Linked DNA regions of Mus musculus: region 2 is linked to region 1. Evidence: chromatin loops called from intact Hi-C (ENCODE). Cell type or tissue: left cerebral cortex. All regions are shown on one strand. Links, peaks and the distances in the headings refer to the core of each region. The heading gives the core; the rest is flanking DNA. Region 1 overlaps Gm525 (predicted gene 525). Region 2 has its middle 36 kb from the start of Gm34677.

Evidence for each region. Peaks named below come from ENCODE experiments on the same cell type or tissue, not always from the same donor. Only the 100,000 strongest peaks of a DNase experiment are listed, where the experiment ranks them.
Region 2: it touches region 1 in a loop (3-fold over the local background); 4 of 42 quality-filtered maps call a loop at or near these places.

What each region holds. Positions count from the first base shown.
Region 1 is chr11:89,092,219-89,108,366 of GRCm38, reverse strand. It overlaps Gm525 (predicted gene 525), which reads right to left. Exons shown (of 4, transcript NM_001033266.2): 4 at 15,303-15,481. Among named protein-coding and RNA genes, the nearest start is that of Gm38759, 21 kb to the left of the region's middle. In left cerebral cortex, for the core only: a CTCF peak has its summit at 7,687 (motif pointing left); DNase peaks (open chromatin) are centred at 7,269 and 7,662; H3K4me3 peaks cover 1,151 bases; H3K27ac peaks cover 324 bases.
Region 2 is chr11:89,913,015-89,929,162 of GRCm38, reverse strand. No RefSeq gene overlaps it. Among named protein-coding and RNA genes, the nearest start is that of Gm34677, 36 kb to the right of the region's middle. In left cerebral cortex, for the core only: a CTCF peak has its summit at 7,703; DNase peaks (open chromatin) are centred at 6,406, 7,764 and 8,279.

The DNA.
Region 1 (16,148 bases), core at 3,803-11,802:
AAGATTTATTTAAAAAAAAAATTAAAAAGAGGTGACTGTCATTTTTAGAAAGGCGAGACACCCAACACATCCTACTCTGAGTAGATTTCTTTGACCGAGTGGGATGCTGCCTGGATGGTAAATATACCCTCAGACTGTAAGTAAACAATCCACGGCATGGAGCTGGGGTATAAAAGAGGACATTTTACACAACGTGGCCACACACACCTTGTTATTTCCCAGAAATTAGAGGGTCTCCCAGTGACCCCGTAAATTCATCACCCAAGTATTATTCCAGGCTTCAACAGCAGACACATTCTGATAGACTTTACCAGTCCTCATTGATAAGACCCTAGAAGCTGGGGGTGGAAGAAGGGGCCATTCTGTGCACCTAAAAACAGAAACCAAATTCTAGGCCTCAGGGCTTCTGAAGGAAACTTTGTTAGCAATAAGTATCTTGTTTGCTGAAGGGGATTAGGAAGAAGACCGGAAAAAGGTGAATTTCACTATGGGGTGGCCTTTTGACTAAAGTGATAAGAGTTTATAGGGTTGGCCGAAAGAGAGGCTCATGCATACTGTGAGGACTGAATCAGGCAGGTTACAAGGGTTCCTGAATGCCATCTTTCTGCCTACAGAAAGGATCAGAGAGGTTTTGAAACTAAAGGAAGATTTCTCAGCCACACTTAGCAACTCCCCACCCCCCTTTACAGCCCAAGATTAAAGCCAAGCGCCAAGGAAGTGCTCTCCCACTGAGCTCAAGACACTCCCCGCTCCTTTACCAGCCTTTCACTCCTCAGCAGGGGTGGGGAACTACAAATCACCATCTTCTAAGTAGTTGCACTCAATTCCCCTTCAACCAGGACCTTCCACCATTGACGGTGAGTGAGAGCTTTCCAGCCAAGAGCCCACGTGATGCAATGGGGGGGGGGGATACATCGCATAATCTTTACCACGCCAAAGGTGGGAAATGGGGCTCTGCGTAAAGTCCAAAGTCCGCTGCTGGGAAGGACTGAGTGGGGAGCTGCAGCAAGCGTGGGCTGGTGTGAGTCACTTGGACTCTCATCTGTAAACGGCAGCCTTGCTCGGGTTTGTTTGGGAGTTGTTTTGTTGTGTTTTGGCCCAGCATTTCCACCTCCCCTCTTTTTTTTTTTTAACCCGTCCAACAAACATAAACTGAGCCTTTACCATTTATATCACAGCTGTATATGTCTGATATAAAACAGACTCTCGTGTAGCCCAAGATAGCCTTGAACTTCTGACCTTCTGTAGAGGCATGATCCACTATCAGGGTTTTATGCCATGCTAGAGATTGAACCCAGGGCTTCAAAGATGTGAGGCAGGCACTATATCAACTGGGCTACTTCCCAACCCCTGTCTAGACATTTTCTATAATGTATTTTATTTTGTTTGACTTCATTTTGTGTATATGGGTGGTGTGGATGTGTGGGTGTGTATGCGCCTGTGCCACAGAGACCAAAAGAACACCAGATCTTCTGGAAGAGCAGCCAGTACTCTTGAACCACTGAACCATCTCTCCATCACCCCTCCCCCTCTAAACTTCTAATTAAGATCTTTTCAATGGTCAGCTGCTGTCTTTACATGGTGGGCTTCCCACTTCCTTTTTAATCCTTGAGCCAGCTTCTCCTCCCACCCTGTCTGCTTACAGAAACTAATATTTGTTTTGAAGTTGGTGGTCTACATAGTTCTTTGATAGAGACTTGGGTGTGGTCGTTATGACAACCCAGCAGGGTATTCATTGTGACAGGTGTTGACAGTGTTCTGGGCCTGTGCATTCTGAACGGATGCTGGAGCTGGAATTCAACCCCAGATCCTGAGATGTTTCTCTCGAACCCTTCCCACTGTATTTATTATATGAGGCCAGGCAGGCAGCAGGCTCCGGAAAAGATGCTTCATAAGGTAGCGTGGCTAGATGCAATCAGCAGAGAGACAGAAGGTCCCACACGCTCCTGAGCCAGACAGCCTGGGTTACAAGTCTCACCTCTGACAGACTAGATGGATGGCCTTGGGCAAGTGGCTTAACTCCTGCATCTCTCGGTTCTCGGAGGATCAAAATCAAATAACGGTAGTGCCCACCATTGTAAAGTTTGGTGATTAAGACACACAAAGCTCATCCAATTGTCAATCGCTCTAGCATCATTACAGTTACCCAGAAAGCAACAAAAGCGTCAAAAGGAACGGGAGGTGTATAAAGACCCCTAGCTAGAAGTCCAGGGGCGGGGAGAGGAACTGAAACTAAACAGAAACAGAGTGGGCTCCTGTTAAGGTTTTGTCTTTTGCTGTTTCTCGGAATGCCAAGTTCTAGCCCCACCTAGTGGCTGGGAGCCTGCCCCTAGTTAATTCTGATTGGTAAATAAAGATGCCAGCAGCCAATGGCTAGGGAGAAGAGAGATAGGCGGGGTTTAAGTCCCCCGCCCCGCCCCCCAAACCTTGAGGAAGAGGAGACAAAGAGCTGCCACGGAAGAAGAAGACCGTGCAGGAGGGAGGAGAGACGACATGTAAAAGGGTCAAGAGAACATGGCCAGAACATGGCCAGAACATGGCCGAGAGGGGGCTGCTCAATTGGGTCAAGAGCAGCCAAGATGGAACATAGAAATTAGTAAGAAGTAACTCGAAGTTATCGTTAGGAAAGTGGATTCTAACAGCATGGAGGTTAGGCAGTTGCCCAGCTATTGTGCTGCTTACGGCATATTAAAATATAAGGCTGTATGTGTGTTTCATTCGGGAACATGATGGTCAAAGGCAGGGAGGAACCCGGCGCCGGTATTTATTAATTATTTAACTACAGACGCCCACTCCACCACACTCTGCACACCCTTGAAAGGGTCCACTGCTTTCCCACTCCTTGGCTTCCTCATCACCGGGTAAAAGAGTTCAGCCATATTAGTCACGGCCGCTTGAAGAGACCACTGACTCCCTCCTATGTCCCAATGTCCCCTGGAGACTCCGAAGCATAACCAGCTGTACTGCTTGGACTTAGGACAGCTGGTGACGATGACTGGTCAGTTTCACTGAGTTCCAAGACTGACCAATTCATCCCAGATGGCTGGGGCTTTCCCAGTTCTCACGGGAAGTTCTATACTCCAGGAATACAAATGGAGGCAAACCAAGATGGCAGACCACCCAGGGGTGGTCAATTCCTTTTTAAAATTCTATAATCATCTGTCCGGGCTTTGCCATTCATTACCACCTTGGCAGATTTGCCGTCGTTGGTGTGGAACTTCTTACTCAAATACATCTACTTCCAAAGTCTTTTCACAGCATCATGTCAGTGGCCAGTATAAGCCAGGTCAGCTGAGAAGATAAATACCTCCCATAAAACAAAGCTAGAGGGTTGGGGAGATGACTCAGTCAAGTGCTTACTGTACAAGCATAGAGGCCTGAGTTCAGTCCCCCAGAGACTGCGTTGAGAGGCTGGGCACAGAGGGGTTTGTCTGTAATCCCAGCTTCAGGGAAGTGGAAAGAGGAGGAACCAGCAACTCCCAGGGGCCTATCTAATCAAAACTGATCACTCCCAATTCAGTTGGAGGCCCTGTCTCAAAATTATAACGCGGGACTGGAGAGATGGCTCACCTCATCGGTTAAGAGCACCGATGGCTCTTCCAGGGGTTCTGCGTTCAATTTCCAGCAACCACATGATGTCTCACAACCATCTGTAATGGTATCTGATGCCCTCTTCGGGTGTGTCAGAAGACAGCTACAGTGTACTCATATACACAAAATAAATAAATCTTAATAAATAAATCAATAAATAAGGTAGAGGGGAAAGTGAAGCCACCCACCGATTTGAAGCTAGGCCCACCCATGAGGCTTCTGGGAGCAAGGCCCACCTTCCCTGCTGAAGAAATCTATGAGCAAGAAGTTAGCAATGTAGTAAAATGGAGGCTAAAGAATCTAAGGAGTGGTGTTAGACTTTGATCCCTTGGCGAATCTTGTGATTGATGAAGGTATGAGCGTGGCAACTGGTGGACAGTCCAGTTAACACTGGAATGGCAGTCAAACAAGGAGACAGTGGGTCACGTTTAGAAGCCTCAACACAAGCTTAAATGAGGACTGATCGGCAGAGAAACCCATATTCCTCCCCGAAGGGCTTGTTTTACTAATGGCATCAAATGGGGTCATATACACTTTATATGAAACTTTTTTTGCTAAATAAACCTTTATAATACTCAAAAAATGAGAGCTGTGGTGGCTTTGTGTTTAATCCCAGCACTTGAGAAGCCTGTACAGGCCCTCTGTGAGTTAAAGGCCAGTCTGGTCTGTGTGCAGAATTCCAGGAACTCTAGGGCTACATAAGATGCTGACTCAAAAAAGAAGGTAGAGAACAGTTAAGATACCTGATGCTGGCCTCTGGCCTCTGTACACATGTGTATGCATACACTCCCACACATGTGTTTACATACATATGTAGAAAAGGGGGATGGGCTGGACTAAGTATCACAAGCCTAGAGCGAACTGCTTCCTCTACACAGCCTGGCTAGCTCCTGATCATTCTTCGCTATTCAGCTTAGCACTCCTCTGGGATACTAAGATAGAGGCCTTCACACACACACACACACACACACACACACACACACACACACCTGTAAACCCCATTGCATCCCGAGCCCCCTGTTCTTTCCGTTTCAACATTCGGTACAACAAGGCCTCACTTCATCAGGCAGGCTCAAGCAGGCTACAGCTTCCCTGGAGACAAACAGTCACGAGTGTCCACACAGCTCCTGCACTACCCAAGGGTCTAGCTAGCAGTGCCACGTGAATATTATTGGGAGACCAAGCAATAACCATGAGAGCTACTCCCAAGCAGTCACCAACCCCAAGACCAGGGTCACACGCCCAACCCCAAGTGATCCATTTTCATTCGCTCCAAGATCAAGGCCTCCTCCCTGTCCGCCTTCTCCAGGAAGGCAATAGCGTGCCTTCTGGCCACAGGGAGAACGTGGTATCTGGTGACACTACTGGGAACACTGACAAAAATGTGGCCGTAGTGGGCTTCCCGGGCTCTCAGGAAGGACTCCGTATCAGTCACACTGCCTCACACACAGGAAGAACATGAGCTGGTGCCGGCGGAGCAGGACGACCCGAGCCTTTGGTCTTGGCTTTCCCCTCCTGAAGTATTTTTATCCATCCGGAGAGGCCTGCTGGCCTTGTCACCCGTGAGTGTGTGTCTACCCAAAGTAGCTATGCCCTGAATATGTTCAGTACCGAGCCTTAGATGGGCATTCTCTGCCATTTCAAAAAGACACATGACGTCAAAGACTCAGGTGAGAACATTCAATACTGTCTGTCTCCTCAGAGGGGTGAGAGCCTGGTTTTGTGTATTGTTTGAGTTTGGGTTTGGTTAGCAGCCCCGAGAATTGAACATAGAGCCTCTTACACCCTAAGGGTGCACTGTGCCAGTGAACTCATACACACACACACACACACACACACACACACACACACACACACACCTTTTGGGTTTTCAAAGGATTTTCCTGGCTTTCCTAGAACTCATTATACAGACCAGGCTGGCCTCAAACTCAAGAGATCTACCTGCCTCTGCCTCCCAAGAGCTGGGGATTAAAGGCACACACCACCACAGCCTGGCTCCCAGTCCTTTTCTTTCTTAATTTTTAAATCAAGGTCTTGCGAAGTTGCTCACTGCTAGCTAGCCTTGAACGTGGGATCCTCCTGCCTCAGCTTCTTGAGTAGCTAGAATTACAGACCCTCACCAACAGGCCTGGTTTGCATTGTTGGGTTTTTATGGAAACATCTACTTTGCAAATGAAAAAAGAGGAAGGTGTAAGACTCTCAATAAATGTAAAGGGACAAGCCATTCAGAAATGGCAGCAAAGACTGCAGATTCTATGTCCAGTGTCTCTGAAGACCCAGCCCCTGTGGCCATCTTTTCAGGTCAGGCCTGAATCCCAGCTCTGACTCATCCTTTCTCTCCAGAGAGCTGCAGCCATCACCCTAGCCTTAGAAGCTTAGTCTTGGTAGGGAGAGCACGGAAAGGTTCATAGGATTTCCAGCCACACACGTGAGCATGTGTTCCATGCAGTGTATAGAATGCAGGTGCAGCAGAGCTGTCCCAGAAGGGAGAGACCTGCCACATGATGAGAGGCCAGGTCTGCAGCCCTGCCTGGTGCTTGCCAGATTCTAGAACTGGAGGTCTACTAGTTACCCCAACACACACCCAGGCTCCACCCGCCAGTCTATAAAGTGATCATGATGGGAAGATGGAATCCTTGGCCGGATCTCCTGGTATCCGTGTGAAATAAGAGAAAGCAGAGAGAGTCCAGTTGATGTGGAATTCACTCGGTATGCATTGGCCAATAGTTGCAGTAGAGGAATTAAGGCTATTGTTCTTTAATCTTTTCATCTATATTTCTATTATCATTATTGTTGTGGTTGTTGTTATTCCCTACTGCCGATGAAAATGTATCAGGCATCGTACCTGAGATACAAAGAAGAATGTGGCAGGGCTGGAGAGATGGCTCAGTGGTTAAAGGGCACTGACTGCTCTTCCAGAGGTCCTGAGTTCAATTCCCAAGCAACCACATGGTGGCTCACAGCCATTTGTAATGGGGCCCAATGCATTCTTCTGGTGTGTGTCTGAAGACAGCTACAGTGTAGTCATATAAATAAAAATAAGTAAATCTTTAAAAAAAAGAGAATGGGGCAGCCTAGCCAGTCTTCGGGTGCTCACTGTATGTGATTCAAGTTCAGAGAAAGTTCATCATTAACCCAATGGCAGGCAGGTGGAATTCTTAAAGAACTAGAAAAGATGTGATGGAGGATGACAAAGAAGCCGAGGCAAGGAGACGGCTTATCCCTGTCCCACCTGGCCAGCCAGCGGTTGGACTCGAGGATAAAAATCAACACAGCCCAGATTCTGCGTATGTTCCAAGCTCCGGCCCTGAAGTCTTATTTCCAGAGGCCATTCTTGACAAAGGGATAACTAATTGCCAAAACGAAACCAGATCAAAGTGGATAGTTTTCTTTTTATGCCCAGTGATTTGTCTAGTTAGCCAGACTGGGGATAAAACCGAATGTGTCACTGTACGGAGATACCAGAAAGTGAAAGGCGAGGGAAGCTCGCTCGAGGCAGGACTTCTTATCCGCCCCGCCGCCCCTTCCAAGAGTCTCCTCGGGTGGAATCCTGTAGTCTGTCTCCTGGGAGCGGTTCGCTCTCCAGAAAATATGACACTATTTCCTGCCCTTGTTTGTTAACACACCCCGTCACCATCCGCCTCGGTTTCATGTAACTGCCAAGCGGTATTAACACCCTCCTCCTCGCTGAGGCAGAAAATAGAAAAGGAAGAATTCAACAGACACCCCCTTCCCCCGTGTCATCCTCAGAGGCACCAAGATAACCAGGCCAGAAACCACAATTGGAGCTATGCTCCCTCCGCCCAGGCACGCTAAAGACAGCCAGTTTAACCACCTTCTGCATTTTCCTTCAAAGAGAAAGTGTGTTATTTAGGCTATTTAGACTCTCTTCCTTGCAACAGAGAAATTTTTTCTGTTGTTGTTGTTGTTGCTGCTGCTGCTGCTGCTGCTGCTGCAGTGGTGGTGATTTTTTGTTTTGTTTGTTTGTTTTGTTTTGTCCAAATACAAAGCAAGAGGGGGAACTGTCAGCAGGAGTCTGCAACAATCAGGTGAGCCGCCCGCTGGCGCCTGCAGCGGAGACACACTGACCCCTAGTGGCCAGCCGAGCCCTTACAGTCCTGGGCCCACCCTTGCTCAGTAAACTAGCCCTTGTCACAGGCAATCCCCGAGTGCGCCTTGAGTGGGTGTGGCCCGTGCTGTGTCTCCACCACCTGACCCAGCATACTTATGCACACGTGCACTCACACACTCCTTTTCCCTTTTTCCTTCTGAACAATAGAAGCAATTTTCCCTCCTTTAGACCATTCCAGAGAACAATTTCCTAGGTACCTTAGGAGTGGCTCCTAGGCTCAGCAGGTTTCTAAATTCTGGGGGAGTTCATAAGAAAGGTAAGTGTGAGTCGGGCGTGGTGGCGCATGCCTTTAATCCCAGCACTTGGGAGGCAGAGGCAGGTGGATTTCTGAGTTCGAGGCCAGCCTGGTCTACAAAGTGAGTGCCAGGACAGCCAGGGCTATACAGAGCAACCCTGTCTCAAAAAGACCAAGAAAAGAAAAGAAAAGAAAAGAAAAGAAAAGAAAAGAAAAGAAAAGAAAAGAAAAGAAAAGAAAAGAAAAGAAAAGAAAAGAAAAGAAAAGAAAAGAAAAGAAAAGAAAAGAAAAGAAAAGAAAAGAAAAGAAAAGAAAAGAAAAGAAAAGATAAATGTGTGTCGTCCCCCCCCACCCTCACCCCACCCCACCCCCATATAACCCGGGGCTGGGGAGATGGTTCAGTGAATAAGAGCACTTCCTGCTCAGGTATGAGGATCTGAGTTCCAATCTCTTAGCACCCATGTGAAAACCAGAAAGAGTGCTGAAGTGATTAAAGCACTGGCCGTCCAAACATTGAGTTTTGATAAGGTAGAACCCACGGAAACGCCAGGTGGGTACCCCACCCCACCCCCTGTTACCGGTGACCTCCAGAGGGAGCTGGCTAGCCTGTGGGTGAGCTCTGAGTTCAAGTGAGAAATCCTGCCTCCATTAATATAGTGGAGAGTCTCTAAGGACGTTTCTCAGGCTTCCACACATGCAAACACCCATGTACACACACATGTATACATGAAAAAGATAATTTAAAAAAAAAAAGGATCCAGGTGCGCCTGTAAACCCAGCATTAGTGGGAGGGTGGTGGGGAACCACAGGTATACATACACACACATATACACACACTTTTTAAATTATCCATGTGCCATCTATACGGAGTTAGAACTATACCACCATTTCACAGATGAGCAAACTGAGACCTAGAAAGGCTTAATAATTAAGGGAGGATGTGTCCAGCAGTAAACCCAGGTAGCCTATCTCTCAGCCACTGCACTTGCCTCTATGGTTTGTGGGTAGATACCAACAAAGAAGAGATCGTGGCAGGGTGTGGCAGGGCTCTAGATTCCCAAGCTCTTCTCCGTGTGTCCCCTTTAAGCCCAAGGAGTAAGGACCAGAACAATGCAGGATGAAGCCATAGAAAGAAGTGATGTGCAGTAGGCAGCATAGTGGGTCCTTGGCTTCACAGAACATCACTCATTTTCAGAGCCTCAGGCCTGGCAATGCAGGGCGTTCAATCAAACCTGAGCTAGACAAAGTTTGAAGAGAAGGTTCTAGCAAAATGGAGGAGCAAGGGGGGCGGCTCAGAGCTCCGGGAACCATAATGCTGAGGGGGAAACAGACCTCATACTCTGGGGAGTTGCGGGGGGGGGGGGAGGGTCGAGCACACCCTCACTCTCTTTCATCTTGGAGCTAGTACGAAGGAGGTGAGGGAAACCTCAGCTCAGCCCACACACTGCCCTGAGGCACATCTGAAACCAGGATCCATTCTCCTTCATTTTTCATTTCATAGAAGTCTTACTACACAGAAGTAAATAGAACCACTCGGGTTTTTTTTTTTTTTTTTAATGTTTTCACCATGTACTGTATGTCTCTGTGGAGTAGGGGAAGGTATACGTGTGCTGTAACCCACATCTGGAGGTCAAAAGACAACTTGCAGGTGTCTGTCCTTTCCTTCCACCATGTGGGTGCCAGGGATTGAACTCGGGCCGTAAGCCTTGCCGCAAAGCCCCTCGGCCCACTGAGACAACTCAGAATCCCACCAGCCTTGGGTTTTTTTTTTTTCCTTGAAAAAAATGCAAGTCTCTAACAAATGGCCTCAGTCAGTGCCTCAAGGTTCCTGGGTAATGAGCAGAGAGCCTGCACACCCTGAGCCAAGCAAGCTGTCTACCCTTTCTGTGACTGTCAGTCAGGCCCCTCACAGGGTGGGAACGCAGCTACCTGCTCCCCCACACACACACACCCTCTAGCTGTTCTGTAAGGCCTGTTCCTGTCTGCAGACCTTTACCCGAGCCGTTCCCTCAGCCGAGAGTGCCCTTCCTGTACATGGATCTTCACGAGGTTGGCTCCTTCCTGTCATTCCGGTGTCAGCTCAAGTGTCACCTCCTCCGAAAAGCCTTCCCTGTGCAGCCAACCTAAAATAGCCTTCCAGTTACCCACGGTTGCATCACGGCAGTATCGCTTCCCAGCAGTTATTAATCTTGGTAGTGCCCAGTCATCCTTGGTCGCTTCAGCTCGTGTGTAATAAGGGTGTCTGTTACACAGCAAAAGCCTGCCATGGGCCATGGGGGGGGGGTCCTAAAGCTTCACCCACTGGAACCCATGCCAGTAGGTTCTACCATTATCCCTACTGGATAGAAGAGGAAACCAAGACAGAGAACATTCTACAACTTATCCAAAATTCTGCCCTTAGTAAGCCTTGTTCTCCCCCCCCCCTTTTTTTTAGATTTATTTATTTATTTTATGTGTATAAGTACTATCTTCAGACACACCAGAAGAGGGCGTCAGATCCCATTACAGATGGTTGTGAGCCACCATGTGATTGCTGGGAATTGAACTCAGGACCTCTGGAAGAGCAATCAGTGCTCTTAACCGCTGAGCCATCTCAAGTAAGCTGAGCTAGCCCCAAATAAGCTTGCTCTCAGCATGACAGAAACATTAGCCCATCAACAGCAAAAAAAAAAAATTGAAATTTTTAACAAGCACAATGCTTGGAGATTCCTCCCCCCCAAAAGATACAGAATTGGCCAATAAACAAATGGAAAGGTGCTCAGAATTATTATTAGTCATTAGAGAAATGGAGATCAAAATCCCAACAAACTCCCTTTCACGACCACGGAGAGTGCTTAATTATTTTAAGCGGAAAATAGTAAGTTATTGGCAAGGTCGTGGGGGAAGTCCCCGTGTTCATGTGTTGCTGTTGGGAGGGAGAAATGAGGCAGCTGCCCTACAGAAGAGTGCTTCAAAAAAGTTCAATATACTGCCAGGTGGTGGTGGCGCATGCCTTTAATCCCAGCACTCGGGAGGCAGAAGCAGGCGGATTTCTGAGTTCGAGGCCAACCTGGTCTACAGAGTGAGTTCCAGGACAGCCAGGGCTACACAGAGAAACCGAAACCCTGTCTCAAAAAAAAAAAAAAAAAAAAAAAAAAAAAAAGGTTCAATATAGGGCTGAGGAGAGGGCCCAGTCAGAAAGGTGTTTGGTTTGCCTTGCAAGTCTGAGGACCTGAGTCCAATCCCTAAAACCCACTAAGAAAGGTTTTGGGTTGTTATTTTCAAAGCTGACTGCAGGGCAGTGGCACACTCACTTGTAATCACAGGTAGACAGGTAGAAACAGGTGGATCCATGGACCTCACTGGCCAGCCGCTCTGGCCTAATAGGAGAGACCCTGACTCAAAGCCAGGTGAGTGGAGTTCCTAAGGAATCACACACCAAAGGTGGTCCTGTGGTGGCAATCCATTGAGCACACACAGGTGTGTGGCTGCGCGTGCTTGTGCACACACATACTCGCACACACACAATTTGCACACATAGAATATCAACAAAGCTCAATAGAAATCACATATGACCCAGCAATGCCCACACTGGGTAAAGACCCAAAGAAAGTGAAAACAGTTAATCCAAACAAACACATGTACCTGACTGTTTATACCACTGAGGAGAGCTAAGAAGTGGGAGGAACCCAAATGCCTGTCAATTAATGAACGTGGAATGGGATATACAGCCATGCAGTGGAATATTAGTTGGCCCCAAAACGGAATAGTGATACATGCTACAGCAATAATATCCTTGAAATCATGCTATGTGTAAGAAGTCAGTCAAAAATGATTATAGGAGTCAATGGATATGAAATATCCAGAATAGACCCAATCCATACCTAACAACCAGCTAGGTGTTGCTGAGTACTGTAAAGAAAGGAAAATAGAGAGTGATCACTTAAGGGACATAGGGTCTCCTCAGGGTGTCGGAATGGTGGGAATGAGACATTGGTGCTAGTAGGAAACACCACTGAGTTCTGTTGGTTTCAAGAGGGCTACGTAGAGGTCTCAGCAGAGAAAAGCCCTTGACAACCTGTGTTCAGTACATGGAGGCCATGTGGTGGAAGAAGAGAACCGACTCAGGCAAGCTGTCCTCTGACTTCCAGGTTCACAGCATGACATATATGCAAGACAGACAGACAGACAGGTGGGTGGATATGGATGCATGGATAGATAGATAGATAGACAGACAGACAAACCACCCTTCAGATGCAGGAAAGACACCTTGAACAGTCAATCCCTTGCTGCAAAGGCATGAGAACTTGAGTTCAGATCCCCAGCAGCCATATAAAAAAAAGGCAGATAAGGCAGTGTGCACCTGTAATCCCAGCTCTGGAAGGTGGAGACTTGGAGGCGTGATAGCCAGCCAGACCAGTCCATCAGTGAGATGGAGGCTCAGCAAAAGATGCTTCCTCAAAAAAGACAATGGCAAACTACTAAAGAGGTTGACTTCTGGGGGGGGGGGTGTATACACGCACACACACACACACACACACACACACAATCTGCTTTGTGTATTTTGTTCATCACATCCCTGGACCTAGAGCAGTGCCAAGTATATAATATAGAAACCATTTCCTAGGATGTGAATGGTAGAATGAGCATCCACATCCCCCAACACACTCAGTCCCTTTCATGAAGTTCCAGGAAGCTCTGGGTCTGTGGTTCCCAAACTCCAAATGCTCCTGGAAAACCCCACTGATTCAGATGACTGGTGTGGCTTGGGAGTTTGCATGTGTGACTCAACATCTGTCCTTCCCCAGGGCCGTGCCTGAAGAACATGGCTGCATGCATTACATCCAGCCACAAAAGAAGAGTCTCAGAGAAAAGAGACATCTGGAGGAAGAGCACGGCCTGGGGGGAGGGGGGTTCAGTTTCATACTGAGAGATCTCAAGCAGGGTCTTAAATTCTGTATGTTACAGAGGGAAGTTACAGGCTCAGGAAGGGGCAAGACATCCAGATGCAGACTCCAAGGGCCTGCCCACAGTGACCCACTTCCTTCAGGTAGGCACTGACTTCTAAAGTTGTGCCACTAGCTGTCAATCAAGCCTTTCATTCCACGCTGGTGGTTTTATCAAGGGGTCTCGTGCAACTTAAGCTGAGCTTCAAACTCACTGTGCAGCTGAGGATGACCTCGAACTTCAGGTCCCCCCCACCTCTAGCTCCTGTGGGAGCTACAGGCATGAGCCACCACACCCAGTTTTATGGAGGGCTAGTGGCCATACCCAGGACTTTCTGCATGCTATCTGGTCAACTCTACTAGTCACCTCTGAGTCACCTCTCCAACCCAGTACAGAAGTCTTCTGGGAACATCTCACATCCAACAATACCATGCTTCTGTGTTACCAGCGTAAAGGTTTGCAATTCAAGGCTGAGCTGGGGTGGGACAGGACAGGGAGAGGATTCACAATTGAGCAGATATTTACTGTGTGCCTCCTCCCACTGAGACAGGGTGTTGGAGCCCTTCCCAGAAATGTCTGCCAACTCCTGACCTATAGTACAGCTCTCTGAATGCATATATGTCTCTCCCAGTGTGTAGTAAGATCATTTGAACGGGGACCATATTTATCTCTAAGCATCTAAAAGAACAAACTCACTTCCCGGCTAGAGGCTGTGCTGGCTAAATGAAAAATGAAATATGAAAGGCAATTTCTCACTGGGCGTGGTGGCGCCCGCCTTTGATCCCAGCACTTGGGAGGCAGAGGCAGGTGGATTTCTGAGTTTGAGGCCAGCCTGGTCTACAGAGTGAGTTCCAGGACAGCCAGGGCTACACAGAGAAACCCTGTCTCGAAAAACCAAAAAGAAAAAAAGAAAAGAAAAAAAGAAAGGCAATTAGAAGTCCTAATGTCCATCCACTTTTACTTTTTTTCTTACATCTTTGTGTGTGTGTGTGTCTGTGTGTGTGTGTGTGTGTGTGTCTGTGTGCGCACGCACGCTCGTGATTTCTCCTGGATTGAATTGTCTTGCTGATTCATGTGTGGTGTCTGCCGAGTAGACTGAACTACAGCTGCCGGTTCATGTTTGGTGTTTGCTACTGGACTGGACTAACAAAGATTGGAATCGCCCCAAGAACTATCTCTAAACAGGTCTGCTTCCCCTGTATCCTAATAACCTTTTTTTTCCACTACCTCTGGTGGGTGGTGGCTAGAGAGGAGGTTGAACTCTTATTAAAGTAGGTTGTGAAAAATATAAGCCTACAACACCCACTCCAACAAGGCCACACCTCCTAATAATGCCACTCCATATGGCCAAGCATTCAAACACATGAGTCTATAGGGGCCAGGCCTATTCAAACCACCACAAGAACTTCCTGTGTACGGTTTCAGTGGCCTTTGTCTGAGGTCTACTAGATTTCTTCATGACAGTTACTATCAGGCGATCATGTGGGAAAACCCTGCCGCACAAGCTACCAGTTTTATTTACTGTTTTGTCTTTGTAGGGCTGACACAGGGGACTCCATTTTTGTCCTGCCGGCTTTCTTTCACATTGATATGCCGAGATCCAGTAACTCTCTTCCTAAACAGGCCCACCCCTGACACCACTCAGGGCAACTCCCCTGCCCTGCTTCAGCTTTCACTATTTAGTCTCTAATTCTGGGACCGAGGTACAGCTGAGGGCTGTGGGGCACAGAGAAGCACCCAGCTTTCCACAGGAAACGTCTCCTCTGCAGGAGGACTAGGTTTGCATTTAGTTGTCTGATGGTTCTTTTTGGGATGACCTTGGGCAAATATTTTCTTTGAGTTCATGTTCCCCTTCATTTTCCACCTTCACTACATGTTCATTTATTCCATGTGCATGCCTATCCTATCTGTGCACATGAGTGGGAGTGTGCATGCCTCAGCATGCTTGTGCAAAATGAGGGATGATCTACAGGTGTCAATTCTTTTGCCCCATGTAGGTCCTGGGGATCAGACTCAGGTCATCAGGCTGAGCAGCAGGCACACTTACCCACCACCTCACCATTCATAGACTGAAGAAGAGTATAGGGGCTGGAGAGATGGCTCAATAATTAGGAGCACCTCCAGCTCTTGCAGAGGACCCAGGTTCAGTTCTCAATGTACACACACACACACACACACACACACACACACACAAACACACACACACACACACACACACTGAGGCTCATAACCATCTATTACCCCCGTTCTTGGGGGTTAACATCCTCTTTCTGGTCTCCCCAGTACATGGTGTACATACAGTCAAACACTCGTATACATAAACTAAAGATAAATTAGTCTTAAAAAATAAAGATTAGTATGCTTCCTGGACCTTGGTTTACAAAGATGAGCAAGGGAATTCACTCTCCAGTACTCTCCTCATAGGAAAGAGATGCACAGAAAGACTAAGCACTGGCCTTTATTAGTTCAGCAAAGAAAGGAAAACGCAGATGACCCGAAACTCAGCAGCCCCACGTGATGCACTTCCCTCTTCTAAGGCAGGTCTGGCGTTCTGCCTACACTTGCGAACTGGCAGGAAGGCCGTCAGGAGCTTCAAGCTGTTAGTTTTCAAAATGTAGACGGGTTAGTAAAATGGAGCAGAATACATGTTCATTATTTCCCCCCAAGGCAACTTCCGGCCTGCTCACTAAGAGCCACGTGTTCTTGAGGTCAGAAGGCATTGTTTCTAAGGCTTCAGATTAAATAGAAGGTAAGCTTCTCTCTGCCCCAGCAGTCTCTGGATCACTGCCTGTCAGCCTGCTTGCTGGAAAAGAAAGGAATGAGAAAATAATGTTAGAATAATGGTGGTGGTGATGGTGGTGATGGTGGTGATGGGGGGGTTGGTGATGGTGGTGGTGATGGTGATGGTGGAGGTGGTGGTGGTGATAGTGGTGGTGGTGATGTCGGTGGTGGTGGTGATGGTGATGGTGGGGGGGGTGATGGTGGTGGTAATGGTGGAGGTGGTGGTGATGGTGGTGATGGTGGTGGTTGTGATGGTGGTGGTGTTGATAGTGGTGGTGATGGTGGTAGTGATGGTGGTGGTGGTGATAGTGATGATGATGGTTGTAGTGATGGTGGTGGTGATGGTGGTTGTAGTGGAAGTAATGGTAGTGGTGGTGGAAGAAAGAGGAGAAGAAGCCGCCAGCTGTTATCTCCTAAAAAAAAAAAAAAAAAACAAACCCTGTGTGTGGACCAATTTTAAAAGATTTGTTTTATTTATTTATG
Region 2 (16,148 bases), core at 2,721-10,720, 820 kb before region 1:
TCTCAGGTCAGGAAGCTGCTTTTGCCTTCTGTGCACAGCAAGCCCCATTTAGCACCATAGTGACCCTTGGGGCAATTTGATTTTGCACTGGGGTCTATTCATTTATGCCACACTTCCACCCCACCTCCTGTGCACATTCTAGGAGGACATTTAACACTGATTGCCACTCATCACTATAGTTCAGAACCTTAGAACTTCTAGAACCTTAGTGTTATCTGCTAAATGAGAAGTGGCTGGGCCAGTGAGATGGTTAAGACAGTAAAAGTGCCTGGTGACCTAAGCTTAGTCCCTGGAACCCATGGCGGATGGAGAGAACTAACTCCTGAAATGAAGGTGTCCTCTGGCAACAACAAAAGTGCCATGGCATGCACACACACACACACACACACACACACACACACACACACACACACCCCCAATACCCAATGTTGATATAATGATGATGATGATGATATGATGTGGTGGTGGTGGTGAATTTAAAGAATTAAAAAGAAAAACAGCAAAATAGACCTCTTGTTGACTATGTAGTATGAACCAAGCACTTCACTCTCAGTAACCTATGGGTTGCACTTTACACAGTCTCTGAAGCAACTAGTATTTTTTAAAATAATGAAAATGGGTGTAAAGCAGTACTTACAGAGACAGTGAGTTGGGCCAGGCTCTCGATCTATCCTACATGCTTCTGTGAGTGGTGGATCTATTGAGCTTTCGTGTTCAGGACAGTGTGAACAGAGGGAAAGGGGAAAACTTGCCTTTGGTTTAAGCTGTCATCCTGTTGAGAAGGAAGCACACAGACGATCTGCAAGAGAGCACAGGTAGAAAAATCAATCATTCTAGTATCATATACCACTTAAATAATTTAGTAAACAATGGAAGAAATGACACAATAAACTTCAGTTTATTTTGAACTACCCACAATTGCTCAAAGTGGCCACCCAGACCAAGGTCAAAGCTAAATTACACTTGTAGCAAGGAATCTTGTCAGATGCCAGGGCATAGGGACTAGAGAGGAAGAGAAAGAACGCAGCTGGATGATAAATAAAACTATTTTTCTTGCGACTGATTTTCTTGGTACTTAACTGTAAAGCCATAATCATCACCATAGCAACACCCACATTGAATACAACATGAATATGTAGATTTCCCAGAGGGAAGAGGAATAAGCTGCACCTTTGTGCACCTTTACTAGAAAAAGATAAAAGAAGCAGGTATAATTTCAATTCGTAGTTGACTAAACAAGTAGGTAATTATTCCACATGAATCCATCACCAGCAGAGATGAATACTGTGCTCACTAAGGCCATAGAAAAATGATCTATGATGTGTGTGTGTGTGTGTGTGTGTGTGTGTGTGTGCTGCCTGCATGACTGAAAAAAAAAAAGTAAAAGAGAGAGACTTGCAACCATTACACAGAGATTGCTGAAAAGAAATCTATTTAAACCCTGGCTGCTCTTTGCAGAGAACACTACCAAAGCAACCCCATTAAAGGAACATAAGCTTTGAAGCACAGTCCAGAGCTTCCATAGTAGAGACTAGATTGTGGGAAGGAAGGGAGGGAGGGAGGGAGGGAGGGAGGGAGGGAGGGAGGGAAGGGAAGGAAGTGAGGAAGGGAGGAAGGAAGGGAGGAAGGAAGGGAGGAAGGAAGGAAGGAAGGAAGGAAGGAAGGAAGGAAGGAAGGAAGGAAGGAAGGAAGGAAGGAAGGGATACTGGGGCTCCACAAAAACCCTAGCTTGAGACTTAGAGTGCTCAACTCGTTAGACTGGGGTGGGCCTAGAGTAACACAGTTGTATCTCAGGTTACCAGGATCTTCACACACAGTTTCTCTTTGAAAAATTAATTATTTACTTACTTATTTACTTATTCACTTTACATTCTGCTTACTGTCCCCTTCCTGGTCACCCCCCTCCAAAAATCCTTCCCCATCTCCTCTAAGCTTATGGTAGGGGCCCTCCTGGGTATCCTGCACCCCTAGCATTTCAAGTATCTGTAAGGCTAGGCACTTCCTTTCCCACTGAAGCCAGACAAGGCAGCTCGGCTAGAAGAACATATTCTATATACCGGCGACAGCTTTTGGAACAGCTCCACCCCCATCCCCCCACCCCCTGCTCCAATTGTTCGGGACCAACAAAAAGACCATGCTGCACATCTGCTACATATGTGCGGGGGTCCAAGGTTCAGCCAGTGTATGCTCTTTGGTTGGTGATTCAGTCTCGGAGAGCCACAAAGGGTCCAGGTTAGTTGACTCTGTTGGTCTTCCTGTGTAGTTCCTATCCCTTTAAGCTCACAGCCATTCTCTGCCTATTCTTTTTCTTTCTTTCCTGTTTTAACATTGTTTTTAATAGATAATTTCTTCATTTACATTTCAAATGCTATCCCCAAAGCCCCCTACACCCTCCTCCCGCCCTGCTTCCCAACCCACCCACTCCCGCTTCCTGGCCCTGGCATTTCCCTGTACTGGGGCATATAATCTTTGCAAGACCAAGTGCCTCTTCTCCCATTGTTGGCTGACTAGGCCATCCTCTGCAACGTATGCAACTAGAGACTCAACTCTGGGAGGTGCTGCTTAGTTCATATTATTGTTCCTCCTATAGGGTTGCAGACCCCTTTAGCTCTTGGGTACTTTCTCTAACTCCTTCATTAGGAGCCTTGTTTTCCATCCAATAGATGACTATGAGCATCCACTTCTGTATTTGCCATGCACTGGCATAGCCTCACAAGAGACAGCTATATCAGGGTCCTGTCAGCAAAATCTTGCTGGCATATGTACTAGTGTCTGGGTTTGGTGGTTGTATATGGGATGGATCCCTGGGTGGGGCAGTCTCTCGATGGTCCTTCCTTCTGTCTCAGCTCTGAACTTTGTCTCTGTAACTCCTTCCATGGGTATTTTGTTCCCCATTCTAAGAAGCAGTGAAGTATCCATACTTTGGTCTTCTTCTTGAGTTTCATGTGTTTTGCAAATTGTATCTTGGATACTCTAAGTTTCTGGGCTAATATCTGCTTATCAGTGAGTGCATATCATGTGTGTTCTTTTGTGATTGGGTTACCTCACTCAGGATGATATCCTCCAGATGCATACATTTGCCTAAGAATTTGGGAAAGGATCTTTACCAATCCTAAGTCAGATAGGGGACTAATATCTAATATAAGAAGATGGAATTCAGAAAATCAAATAACCCTATTAAAAAATAGGGTACAGAGCTAAACAAAGAATTCCCAACTGAGGAATACCGAATGGCTGAGAAGCACCTGAAAAACAGTTCAACATCCTTAATCATCAGGGAAATGCAAATCAAAGCAACCCTGAGATTCCATCTCACACCAGTCAGAATGTCTAAGATCAAAAATTCAGGTGACAGAAGATGCTGGTGAGGATGTAGACAAAGAGGAACACTCCTTCATTATTGGTGGGATTGCAAGATGGTATAACCACTCTGGAAATCAGTCTGGCGGTTCCTCAGAAAATTGGACATAGTACTACCAGAAGATCCAGCAATTCTTCTCCTGGGCATATACCCAGAAGTAGTTCCAACTTATAATAAGGACACATGCTCCACTATGTTCATAGCAGCCTTATTTATAATAGCCAAAAGCTGGAAAGAACCCAGATGTCCCTCAGCAGAGAAATGGATACAGAAAATGTGGTACATTTACACAATGGAGTACTACTCTGCCTATTCTTCTATAAGAGTCCCCAAGCTCTAACGACTGTTTGGCTGTGGATGTCTGCATTTGTCTGAGTCAGCTGCTGGGTGGAGCCTCTCAGAGGACAGCCATGCTAGGCTCCTGCCTGCAAGTGTAACAGAGCGTCATTAATAGTGTCAGGGTTTGGTGCTTGCCCATGAGAGGGGTCTCGAGTTGGGCCGGTTATTGGCTGGCCATTTTCTCACTCTGGGCTCCATCCTCCATCCCTGTAGTTCTTGTAGACAGGATAATTTGTGGGTTGAAAGTTTTGTGGATGACTTGGTGTCCCTATTGCTCCACTGGGGTTTCTGCCTGGCTACAGGAGGTGGCCTCTTCAGGTTCGATATCCCCAATGCTGTGAGTCACAGCTAAGGTCACTCCATTGATACCTGTGTGCCTCCCTTATCCCAGGTCTCTGTCTCATGCTGGAGATGCCCCCCCCACCTTCCCACCCCAGTTAATTGCACATTTCCACTCATTCTCATGGCCATCTGGCCATCTCTCCCGTCCTTCCCCATACCAGATACTGAACCCCCTCCTCCTCTCCCTCCCAGTTCCCTTCCTCCATTTATGACTATTTTATTCCCCCTTCTAAGTGAGATTCAAGCATCCTCACTTGTGCTTTCCTTCTTGTTTAGCTTCTTTGGGTCTGTGGAGTGTATCATGGTACCTGTATTTTATGGCTAATATCCACTTATAAGTGAGTACATAGATGAACAGATTTCCCATGCTCAGGGATCAATAGGATTGGCATAGTGAAAATGTTCATCTTACCAAAAGCAATCTACAGATTCAAAGCAATCCCCCAACAAAATTCCAACACATTTTTATAGACCTTGAAGGAGCAATTCTCAACTTCATATAGAAAAACAAAAAACCCAGGATAGCCAAAACAATCCTGTAGAATAAAATTTATTTTACAAGGAATCACCATCCTTAGCCTCAAGCTATACTGCTCAGCAACAGTGATAAAAACTATACGGTATTGGTACAGAAACACACAGGTTGATCAATGGAATTGACTTGAGGACTCAGAAATAAACCCACATACATATGGATACTTGATTTTTGATAAAGAAGCCAAAACTATACAATGGACAAAAAGAAAGCATCTTCAACAAATGGTGCTGAGCTAACTGAATGTCTGCATTCTCTTCATGTAGAAGGATGAAAATAGATCCATATTTATCACCCTGCCCAAAACTCAAGTCCAAGTGGATCAAGAACTGTGTATAAAACTGGATACACTAAATTTCATAGACAAGAAAGTGGGAAATAGCCTTGAACACATTGGTACAGGAGTCAGTTTCCTGAACAAAACACCAATGGCTCAGGATTTAAGACCAACAATTGATAAAGAGATTCCCTCATAGTTCCTTTTTACTGAGCTTGTCTTAGAGCTGATTTGTGATACAGGTCCGCAAGTCAACCCTTAGCATTGAGAAGAACTCTGTCTTATTTCATCTCTAACTAAAAGCAATGACTAGGTCTATGGTTTGGAGTGTACTATATGGACAGATAGTTCTGAACCTCCCCCTGATACCACACATAAGGAGGGGACACCAAAGGAGAACCCCTGTACAATGGAGGTTCCCCTTGTGACTCTGTATTAGGCATGAACCATACCCAAACACCTGTTTTTGCAGAGAAATCCTTCATTAAGCAGGGAAGAGAGGTTAAAGTGGCCGCCTTCTGACTGAGGCAGAAAACCAGAAGCAAATGACCATGCAGGGGCAATGTTTTAAAAGAAGAGACAAAGGGGAGGTCTGTGTCAGAATGGGCTAGGATGTGGTAGTGTATTTTGATTGGACATGTTAATGAGGTGAACCAAAGTGGGCTTTTGATTGCTGGATGTTACTACTTTGATAGATGGACCTTGATAGTCAGCCTCAGGAGGAGGAATTGGCCAAATAAGAGAGTAGACAGTGGTGGTTAGCTTTAGGAATGTAAAGAAATTACATTCCTAAAGCCATTGTGACCAGAGACATGAACATAGTGAGTCTCACTCTTGTTTCTCTCTCTCTCTCTCTCTCTCTCTCTCTCTCTCTCTCTCTCTCTCTCTCTCTCATCTAGATCTTTCCCTGTGCACACTTTGCAAACTCACACGCACCTCTCTTTTTCTTTGACTATCTGGCTAGTTCTCCTTATTGAAATGTAAGTGTTCATGTATATATACATGTGGACACAGATGTATAAACACATATATTCTTGCGTATTTAGAAAACATCTGTTGAGCACATCTTCTAGAAACCACTTTTATAAACTCTTTAATTATTTTTACCAGGCAAAACAGACACAAATGTTTTTGTGCTGCAGAGCTAAGTTTTGGTGTTGGGGAGGAAGTGGCAGGCAGAAAACAATAGCTAAAATAAGCAACACTGAAATAAAAGGCCACACAAGAATTCAGAGGAGACAAGGGAGTTAGGGGTAGCAGGCGGGTCATAACATTAAAACAAAACGGTCAGGAAAGTCCACAGTGACTGGCCACTTGTAATACGGGCAGACTGACAAGTCTCAGAGCAAACAGGGACTGTGTTGGTTTAAGCTACATGGTTTTTCCATCCCTTCATTTCATTGAGATTGTGGATGTCCCAGGAAACAATGTGTTGTCACATCACTTCTTGAATGGGCAGAATTAGAGTGAGGAACTCCAGATCTCAAGTTAATCAGAAAGGGCCTGCAAGGAGCCAGGCTGGAGTTTGAAAAAATGAAGCGCCAGACTAGAAAGATCAAGACCAGATCCTGGTGACAGCTTGGCGTCAGCTAGGAGGCGTGAAGAAATTGGACAATTTATGGCCAGCCAGTGAGGCTGCGTCATCATTCCTGCCTTGCAGAAGTACTCAGAGGGAAAGAATAAATATGTTTTCTGGTTCTATTTTCAGTTTTCTATGGCTCTGTGCTCCGTAGATATCAGACTCTGCAGCGGTCTATGTCAGGGGCTTTTGTTTCCAAAGGAGAGGCAAAAGAATTGAAGCTGGGGTGTTTGATAGCTCTGATGAACAAAAAGATCAGCCCTGGGAAGATGTGGGTATACTACAGATCAGCTAAAGGACATGAAGTGAACAAATAAGGTGGGTCCTGGGTAGCTCGTAGGAATGGGCATGTCTGAGAAGCCAAGAAAATGCAAAGAATATGGAATTGTTTAGTGTCCACGAGAGAGTATACAAATCCCAGAAGCTGGTTGCTAAGGTATCACTATCCTGTAAACCTGCTAAAAGTCAAGTTATCTTAACTGCACTAGCCTATCACACAATGATAAGTATTAGGAAGTCTAAAGGATCCATTCATTACATTAGGGACACAGAATGCACCATCTCGTGTATCATGCCACATCGTCTGATTCCGTCAGATCTGTCTTCCTTTGCTTGACTCTTGGTCCTTTGCAATGTGTTCTGATTATATCTAAGATTCATTGACCTGAAGGAAATCCACTAAACATCTTCTCATTTCCCTGAAGATAAAAAAGGCAAATGTTTTATAAAGAGATACAAAATCATCTTGATGTTCTCTCTCCATGTACCTATCTAGATTTGTGCCCTTGGGTCTCCCATAGGTACACTTCTGACTTCCTGAACATCTCTGTGCAATTCCCAAACTAAGGGATGCTTGTAGCACACAGTTCTGTTTGCTCATCATCCAGCCTTGGGCTGGAGTCTGCTTCTGTCTCTCCTCATCTCATCTCAATTCGTGATCCCTTCTTGACAGATTTCTTAACATTTCTTCTCTATAAGGCTGAGTTGGGTTAGAAAGTCCCAAAGGACCCCAAACCTTCCTCTCCCGTGACCCCTCATTGGCTTGCCATGTAATGCCTCCTCGTTTTCTTTATACCTCGGACAAGGGATTACCTGATTTTCTTAAGGTTGAGATGATCTCTCTTCAACTTCTCAATGAGAACCATGGTATTCGTCGTGTATGTCCATGCTCATTTTCTCTTCTGTCTCCTGGTTCTGTTCCGTGGAGAGCTTGTTCTACCATGGACTTTGGCTGAAGCCTGGCTCTGTGCAGGGTTTCAGCCGAATGCTCAAGGGGGCAGTGTGGTAATGCAAGAGAAAGCAGTCTCTCCTCTCTGAAAGGCTTGGCCATTTTTTTTTTAAACATGAAAATCCTTGCCCTGGAAATTAAATTATATTTGGGATTTTTGGGTTCCCCTCCCCCAGCCCCACTGTGGGAGGTTTCGGAAAGTTACTGTGGTGAGCAGCACAGTCAGAAGCTGTCAGCGGCCAGCCCCACAAGGCAGGTCCGGCAGGCTCCTTCAGCACCAGGGCCCCAGGGGACAATGTGTGCACATGAGGGCTAGGCTTTCAGCGGTCAGTGGCCTACCACCAAAAGAGCACCTCCTCCCCCTACACACACACACACACACACACACACACACACACACACACACACACACACACACACAGAGCCTTCTCATCCTGGCTACCTTTGAGTCAATAGTTTGGGATCCATTTCAAATCCAAGGTGGATGGATCGAGAGGGTTGTTTTTATTTGTTTGTGTGTTTTCCAAAATATTTCTGAGAAAGCAGCTCTGAAAATATGCCTTATGTATCCGTGGATTCATACATATTCATAGCTTCCTTCTGACTGTATGTTGAAGTTTTCTTCTCCAAGGAGGCCTTAGGTAAGCTGTAAGGCCCCTCCCAGCTCCCGTCCTCCACAGTTCTAGCTAGTCAAGAGTGGAAGGAAGGCTATGAAGAAACCCAGTCCTAGAAAAATTCTATTTTGGGGGGAGGTTGGTGGAATAATTCAACCCCTTTCTAACTTTGGGAGGTACAAACCTGATTCCCCAGGTATTGGATTCAGTTAATTCAGTCCTCATGACTCCATATAGATGCACTGTACCTTCTCATGTGTCAGGAAGAGAGCTAAGTCCTGAGTATAAAATGGCCACACCTGCAGTACTGACTCACCTATATCTTGCAGGTTGATGGGGACAGAGACTGTCAAAACAAACACACACACAGTCCGGGATGTCAGATACTGGGGTAGTGGCATTCTAGAGAGGAAAGAGGGTAAAAAATTGAGATAAAGTGTACAGGGTTCCTATTCAGAGTAAAGGCTCAGTGGCTCGAGACAGAAGAGCGCTAAGCACATAAGACTATATAGAAGATGACAGAACAGAATGCTAAACATAGCAAACTCCGTGGAAGACTCAGGGTATTTGTGACACAGAAGGTTGGCTGACAGTGAGAAGACTCACCCCATGCTTTGTCACCCAAGGAAGAGAACAATCCCTTCTAACTGTCACTGAATGGTCATAGTAAAGGCCACGTTGGTTCCCATAGGCATGTAAGCTACCAAGATGTGAGAACATCTCACAGTGAAAGCTTACCTCAGAGATCATCCAAGGCAACTCCCTTTTTATTTAATAATCTCCTCGAAGCTGTACTACATAGTTATTCCAATTCTTCGAAACAGCATCGCTCACCCTTTCCACTCTTTTTACTTCAGGTTTTTTCCCATTGATTTCTTAGATTTCCCTTTCTAGATGGCAAATTCTAAATTCTGTCTTCCTTGTTTAATGAACCTTTTTTTTTTTCCTCTCTCAAGAACAGTGAGTGCCACACAGTAGCTTTTCAGAGCATGCTTGCTGAAGGGGGTAATCAAAGCTAAAACTAGACTTCTTGGAACTCATTGGCCTTCATTCTGTTTGCTAGAACAAATCTGGTCTTAATGTCTCCTAGAAGGAATTTTACAGTCTTTTGAAAATAATGCTCATTATGGGTTTTTTCCCCCTGACTGTTAACATTTTGAATGTGATTCTGAAACTCATGAATATTTGGGTTACTAGTAGGGCTCTGGCTAGATGTGATAACTCAACCAAATATACATCAACTTTATCCTACCATCACCTGCATGTCATTTCTCTATTTTTAATATAAGGATATATATGCATTGTTCTGAAGATCTACTTCAGGTTGAATACTTTTAATGTGAAGGCTGTCACACTTATATTAAAACAAAACAATAGAACACCAGTAATGTGCCATCAAAACATGCCAGTGTTGTTCAGAGTTTGTCAGTGGAATAAAATCAATACAAGATTCTTTGTATATAAATAATACCTATAACCATTATTGTTATATAAATAATACCTATAACCATTATTGTTATTATTGCTTTTCATATATTAAATGTATTAAGACACAAATATGTATATATGTATATGAGTTGGCTCACACAGTTTTATGGAGACCAAGAGGTTCAAGGCTGTCATTTGGCAGCTGGAGACACAGCCCATCTAATGGTGTGGCTTTCTTCTGAGTCTGAAAGCCCAAGGAGCAGGAGAATGGTTGGTATGAATCTTAAAACCATCAGGGTTGAGATGCAGAAGGAGCCAAAATCTCATTACAAGCCTGAGAGCTGAAACAGACTGAAGGCTAAGCTTGATGTAGGAAACAGGAGTAGTTTCCTCTCATCAATGAAAGCCCCAGCCTTTCTGTTTTATTTAGACATTTATTGGATTGGCTGAGGCCTAACTACATTAGAGAGAACAGTGAACTTCACTCTGTATACAGATTTAGACATTAATCTCATCCCTAAATAATATTCACAGACATACCTAGACATCTCATGATCTAGTCAGCTTGATATGTAAAATTAACTAATGTATTATCTAGCAGACTATTAAATAGGCTATTATGCAAAGCATCTTAAGGGACTAGCTTATAGAGAAATAGTACTTCAGAGATGTGGCAGCTTCAGGGAGGAGGGAGATCTGTCAGAGGCTTCAGGAGAAAGTGCTACATTTATTGAGTCCCAAAGAAGTCATGGAATTAGTGGCAATGATGGCAGCAGATAGAACAGAATAGATCCAGGAAAACCTCATATGCCCCAATAATTATTCTAAAGTGATTATAGACCTCAATACTCACCTCACACCCCAGTTTTGCTGCCAAAATCTTGGTGAAACTATGACCAAAACACATAAGAAACTTGTCCCCTTGTGGGCATTCTTCTGCACTTTGAAGTTGGCCTGGAATCGCGCAACATATAAAGGTGGTTTGGTTTCCAGCTGCAGCATCGGTAAGAGAAGTCAGACACTTCACCACTAGTGTGTAAGCAACCGAGCTGGACACGGAGAGTAGTGATGTCTGTGAATGTGCTCAAATTCCTAAAACTGAAGACCAACCCCAGATCAGCCCAACACACAGTGAAGCGTGAACAATCATCTTCTCAACTGAACTGCTGCACCCAGAAGCAAGTCAAACGCTCATGATTAGACCAGACACAATGGCAGCATAACCCAGGCCTCACTGTAATCCTACACCCAGTTTCACACAAAATAAGTCGTGTATAAAGAATTTTATTCTATGTGGACTGCTATATTTATTAGTTTATATGTATCAACAAGCTAAAAAGAAGGACAACATGATCATATTGTTTGATGCACAAAAGCCTTTTAAACATGTTCAGAGCCCTTTCCCTGCTCTTGATTTTAGTGGAAATGCTCTAAGTTCTTCTTACTTAGTATGATATATTAAATAGTATACTTCAGTTGTTGGTTCCATTGAAGATTCTGTCACAAGGATGCATTACCTTTTTGTCGGCTGAGATGATCGTGTGATTTCTCTCCTGCATGTGTTTTGCATATGTTGAACCGCCCATGCATCTGGGGGACGAAGTCAACTTGACTGCCATTCTGATTCAACACAATGCTTGAAATCCCAGCTAAAGCCATGATACTAGAGAAGGAAATGAAAGGCATACAGGTAGAAAAAGGATAAGTCAACATATCTGTATTTGCAGATTATTTGTTGTTATTTATTTATGTCATTTTTAATATGATTTTATAAATAAAAAACCCTAAAAGTTCCATTAGAACACTCAGAGATCTGATAAACAAACAAAACCACTTTTTATTCAAAATCTCATCAAAAATCACCTTAGATAAACCTAATCAAAAACTTTAACCAGTAACCCCCAGAGCTGTGTCTCTAGTTGCATATGTAGCAGAGGATGGCCTAGTCAGCCATCAATGGGAGGAGAGGCCCTTGGTATTGCAAAGATCATATGCCTCAATTCAGGGGAATGCCAGGGTCAGGAAGCGGGAGTGGGTGGGATGGGGGGCAGGGGGAGAGGGCATAGGGGGATTTGGGGATAGCATCTGAAATGTAAATGAAGAAAATATCTAATAAAAAGCCTTAAAAAAGGAGAACTTTGAAATGCTATAGAAAAATTGTATATGAACCAGGAGACAAAAAGACCTCCCACGCTTATGAACTGAAATAATTAATATTGTTAAAGTGGCTGTCATGCTGGAAGCAGTCTATAGATTCAATGCAATTCCATTCAAACTCCATTGTTGGGCTGATGAAAGTGCTCAACAGACAAAAGTGCACATGGGAAGCCTGAAAACCTGAATGTAGTCCCAGGATCAACATGATAGAAGGATAGAAGGAGAGAGCTGACTACTGCAAACTGTTATCCAAGCTTAACATTCATGCAGTGGTAAGTGCACATGTACACACACACACACACACACACACACACACACACACACACACACACACACACACACACACACACCTTAAATTCTAACAAAAATAAAGATATACACAGGTATTCTTCACATAAAGGGAATGAAAAGAACCCTGCAGTTCTCAACAAAGCACAAAAGACCTTGAATGATTGGAACATTCCTAAGCTAAAAGAACAATGTTGAAGATAGTTCGATTTTCCAGTGCAATTTCACTAGAGCCATGATAATGAAAAAGGCAGCATAATATTGGCACAAAAATGGGCACGTTGACTGATGGAATACAGTAGGGGACCCAGATAGAAACCACACTACTACAGACATCTGATTTTTGATGAGGATGCCAAAATATGTACATTGGAGTAAAGACAACCCCTTCAATAAATTGTACTCACAAAAAATGTGTATCCACACATAGAAGAATAAAACTATACCCTTTTCTATGATCTATACACAAATAAACGCCAAAATGAATCAAAGACCTTGATCTAATACACAAAACTCTGAAGTTGTTAGAGGAAAAACTAACAAGACCACTTTAAGATACTTGTATAAATAAGCACTTTCTGAATAGAACCCCGGTCCCTTAGGAAGTAATGTCAACCTTTGACAAATGGATTTCATGACATTATAAAGTTCATGAAACTTATATAACATTTCTACACAGTAATAACTGCTAAACTCTCAGCCTAGAGTATGGGAGAAACCCCTTGCTAGCTAGCTGTATATCTGACAGAGGATTCATATCTAGAATATATAAACAAATCAATAAACAATGACAAAAACCAAACGACCCAGTGGTTAAATTGGGCTAATGAAATGACCATGTGGTCCTCAGAAGAAGGACAAATGACCAATAAACATATGAAAAGAATGCTCATCCTCACTGGCCCTCAGAGAGGTATCAGTTAAAATTACAGCACGAGTTCTTCCCACCGTAGTTAGAATAGCAGTCACTAAAACAACAACAGCAGCAGCAGCAGCAGCAGCAAATGGTGGTAAAGATAAAGAAGAGGAACCACACACTGCTCATGTGTGGGATGACCAGTGGAGTTCTCCAAAACACCTAAAGAGAGCCTTCTTCCATAGGACCCAGCTATACTGCTCCTGGGTATTAGTCAATTAGTCTCCAAATCCACACGTGCATATCAGTATAGATTTCAGTCGTATTCAATAGCCAGCTTGAAGAACCAACCTAGGTGTATATAGACACAGGAACAGATACATAAAGCATGGCATATACACACAATGAGTTTTGGGAATCCATAAAGAAAGATAAAGTTATGCTGGGTTTTTTCTTCAGAAAATAGATGCAATTGGAGATAGTCATAATAAGTGTATTGTAGACAAATATTGCAGGGTTTCTCTCATTCCTGATTTCTAGCTTTTACATAGATACAAAAGCAATGAAGGTACCTATAAATAAAAACGTAGAAGGAAAGCTGTTTTTGTAGAAAATCCCAAAGCTAATAAATACACATGGCAAAGTTCAACTTCCAAAGCTAATTATCAAGGTTTCCAATGTCACAAAAACACCATCAACATATACAAATAAAACATGTGTCTATAGACTACCATTAACTATGCAAAAGTCAAGCTTAACACATAACAGCATTTCTCCTGAGTTATAAAATACATAGAGTTAAAGTAACATTACCCCTATATAATAGAAATCATTTGAATATAAACCTAAAAATATGTACAAAATATGTATGTTGGGAAAACTACAAGCTTTTAAATGATAAAATATAAACAAAATGCCATATTCACAGACAGAAAACTCAATACAGTAAACACATATATTCTAAGTTATAGTTAAGTCCTATTAAGGCTCTATACTATGCTTGGAAGTAGAAGCTGAATGATCATAAAGACTGCATCGGGTGTTAAGGAAACTAGAGTAGTTAGAATTAAACTTGAAAAAGAAAAATAAAGTTGAAGAAAACTCTATCAATTTTAAGAATTCTTATTTATAATAATTAAAACAGCTTGGGAGTGGTGCAGGGTTAGGTATGCAAATCAATGAAATAGAGAGGAACCCAGAAATGAAGCCACACAAATATGTTCAACTAATATTTGGGAAACTGACAAAACCCCATCTATGAAAACAGGACAGCTTCTTCATTTAAGAGCGCTGAAGTGATTCTATGTTGACCTTGGCAACCTCTTGTTCTGAAAAACCAACACTGAGATAAGATAAAACACTAAACTCTGGTTGATATGGCTCTGAGCCAGATCTCAAAGTACAACATTAGCAGACCAGACTCACACAAGCCCTTCACACGGTATTTCCCACACTGGGTTTCCTTTCTGGATAGCTGGAAAGGAATCCACAAGGGTTTCTTGTGGACCTTGGGTTGAAACTGGTAAAGTCACAAGGAAATCAATACTGGGGAGAACTGTTTGTTCCTTTGGAATCTCTGCTTGCACATAAGAAGAGAGATAAACTAGCTGTGGTCGTATAATGAGAATTGGGTTTTAAAATATGGTATGGCAGGCCGTTTTATCTTAATAATGCAATAGTAATACTGTATTTCTTCCCAGTGTCTTTATTAGTGTCATTCTCTGCTTTGACCATATGTCTACTAACATCTTCTGTTATTGTGTAGTTCCTACATCCAAACTATGTACACAATGCTTCCTTTCCTATCTTTGCCTTTGATCTAGTTATAGTCCAAGAATCTATGTTATTTATAAATCTTCTTCATACTCTACCCTCAACTTTGTGTCATAAGAAGACAGAAAGCAAGAAAGGGAAAGTTATGTATTTGTTACTTTTCTCATCAATGTGGCAAAAGTCTAAGAGGGACATGGGAGAAAGGGTGGATTTTGGCTCACTAGTCCTGAGGGATTTCAGTTGACAGCAGTGAGAGCACGGTGTCAAGAATGGCTCCCAGGACAGTGGAAGTGTGTGACAGTGTGTCTTCCCATGGCATAGACCTAGAAGCAGAGATCAGGCCTTGATCCGAGGGTGGAAACAGCTTTAGAGGTTCCCTTAGTGATCTATGTTCATCAACTATGCTCTACACTGTCAAGACTCTACAGCCCTCAAAACATCAGCATAGGCCAAGTGCTGAAAGCTCACAACCTGAACCTATTAGAGGAATTTCAGATTCAAACTATAGCATTCCTTCAATAAAATATCCTTCAAGACAGTGCCACATGTTAATGACTAAAATTCAAGAGCTTATGGGCGAATTTTCAAATTCCAATCATAACATCATGCAACTTCTCCACCAAACTCTTTTTGTGTTGATGAAAGAAAGCAGTTCATGTTGCTGACAAGACTAGACATGACCATCTCTAGCCATGTAGAGAGAGATGGAAAAATGGAATTCCATTTGTGGAGAAGTCTGGGAAGCCTACATATCTTGAATTATATTTTATGGAAATTGTCTACTGAGGAAGGGAACACATAATGGAGGTGTGGAAAGTGGTGGTTGCAAGCCCGTCTCAGTGTTAGAACCTCCCCTATACATCCCTTTGCCCTACTTCCTGCCATAGAGAAAGACAACTCCTTTGTGTTCTTAGGACCTCTGCCTTGGTAGATGGTTTTTACTCAGTGTGTCAAATATTGCTTTGCTGAATCCCTTTACAGTACTTAGAATGTGAGACTCATTTTACCAACATCCTTATCTATTGTATCAGGATGTGCGTACAAGTAGCTTGTGTATTCTGTTCAGGATAAGTCAGTCTCTCTCTCTCTCTCTCTCTCTCTCTCTCTCTCTCTCTCTCTCTCTTTCTCTCTCTCTCTCTCTCTTTCTCTCTCTCTCTCCCTCATGCAAGTGTGCACCCTGCTAGGATGTGTGTATAACACTCCTGAAAGAGATATGGAGTCTTGAACAATGTTGGGAGGGCTAAGCAAAAAAAAAAAAAAAAAAAAACCTTTGAATTGGAGATCATTTTCTAAACTTTCCTTCTCACTACTGTTCGACATGTATCTACTGAGCTTTTTGTGAATGGCACACTATGCTTGGCCCTGGCTTTG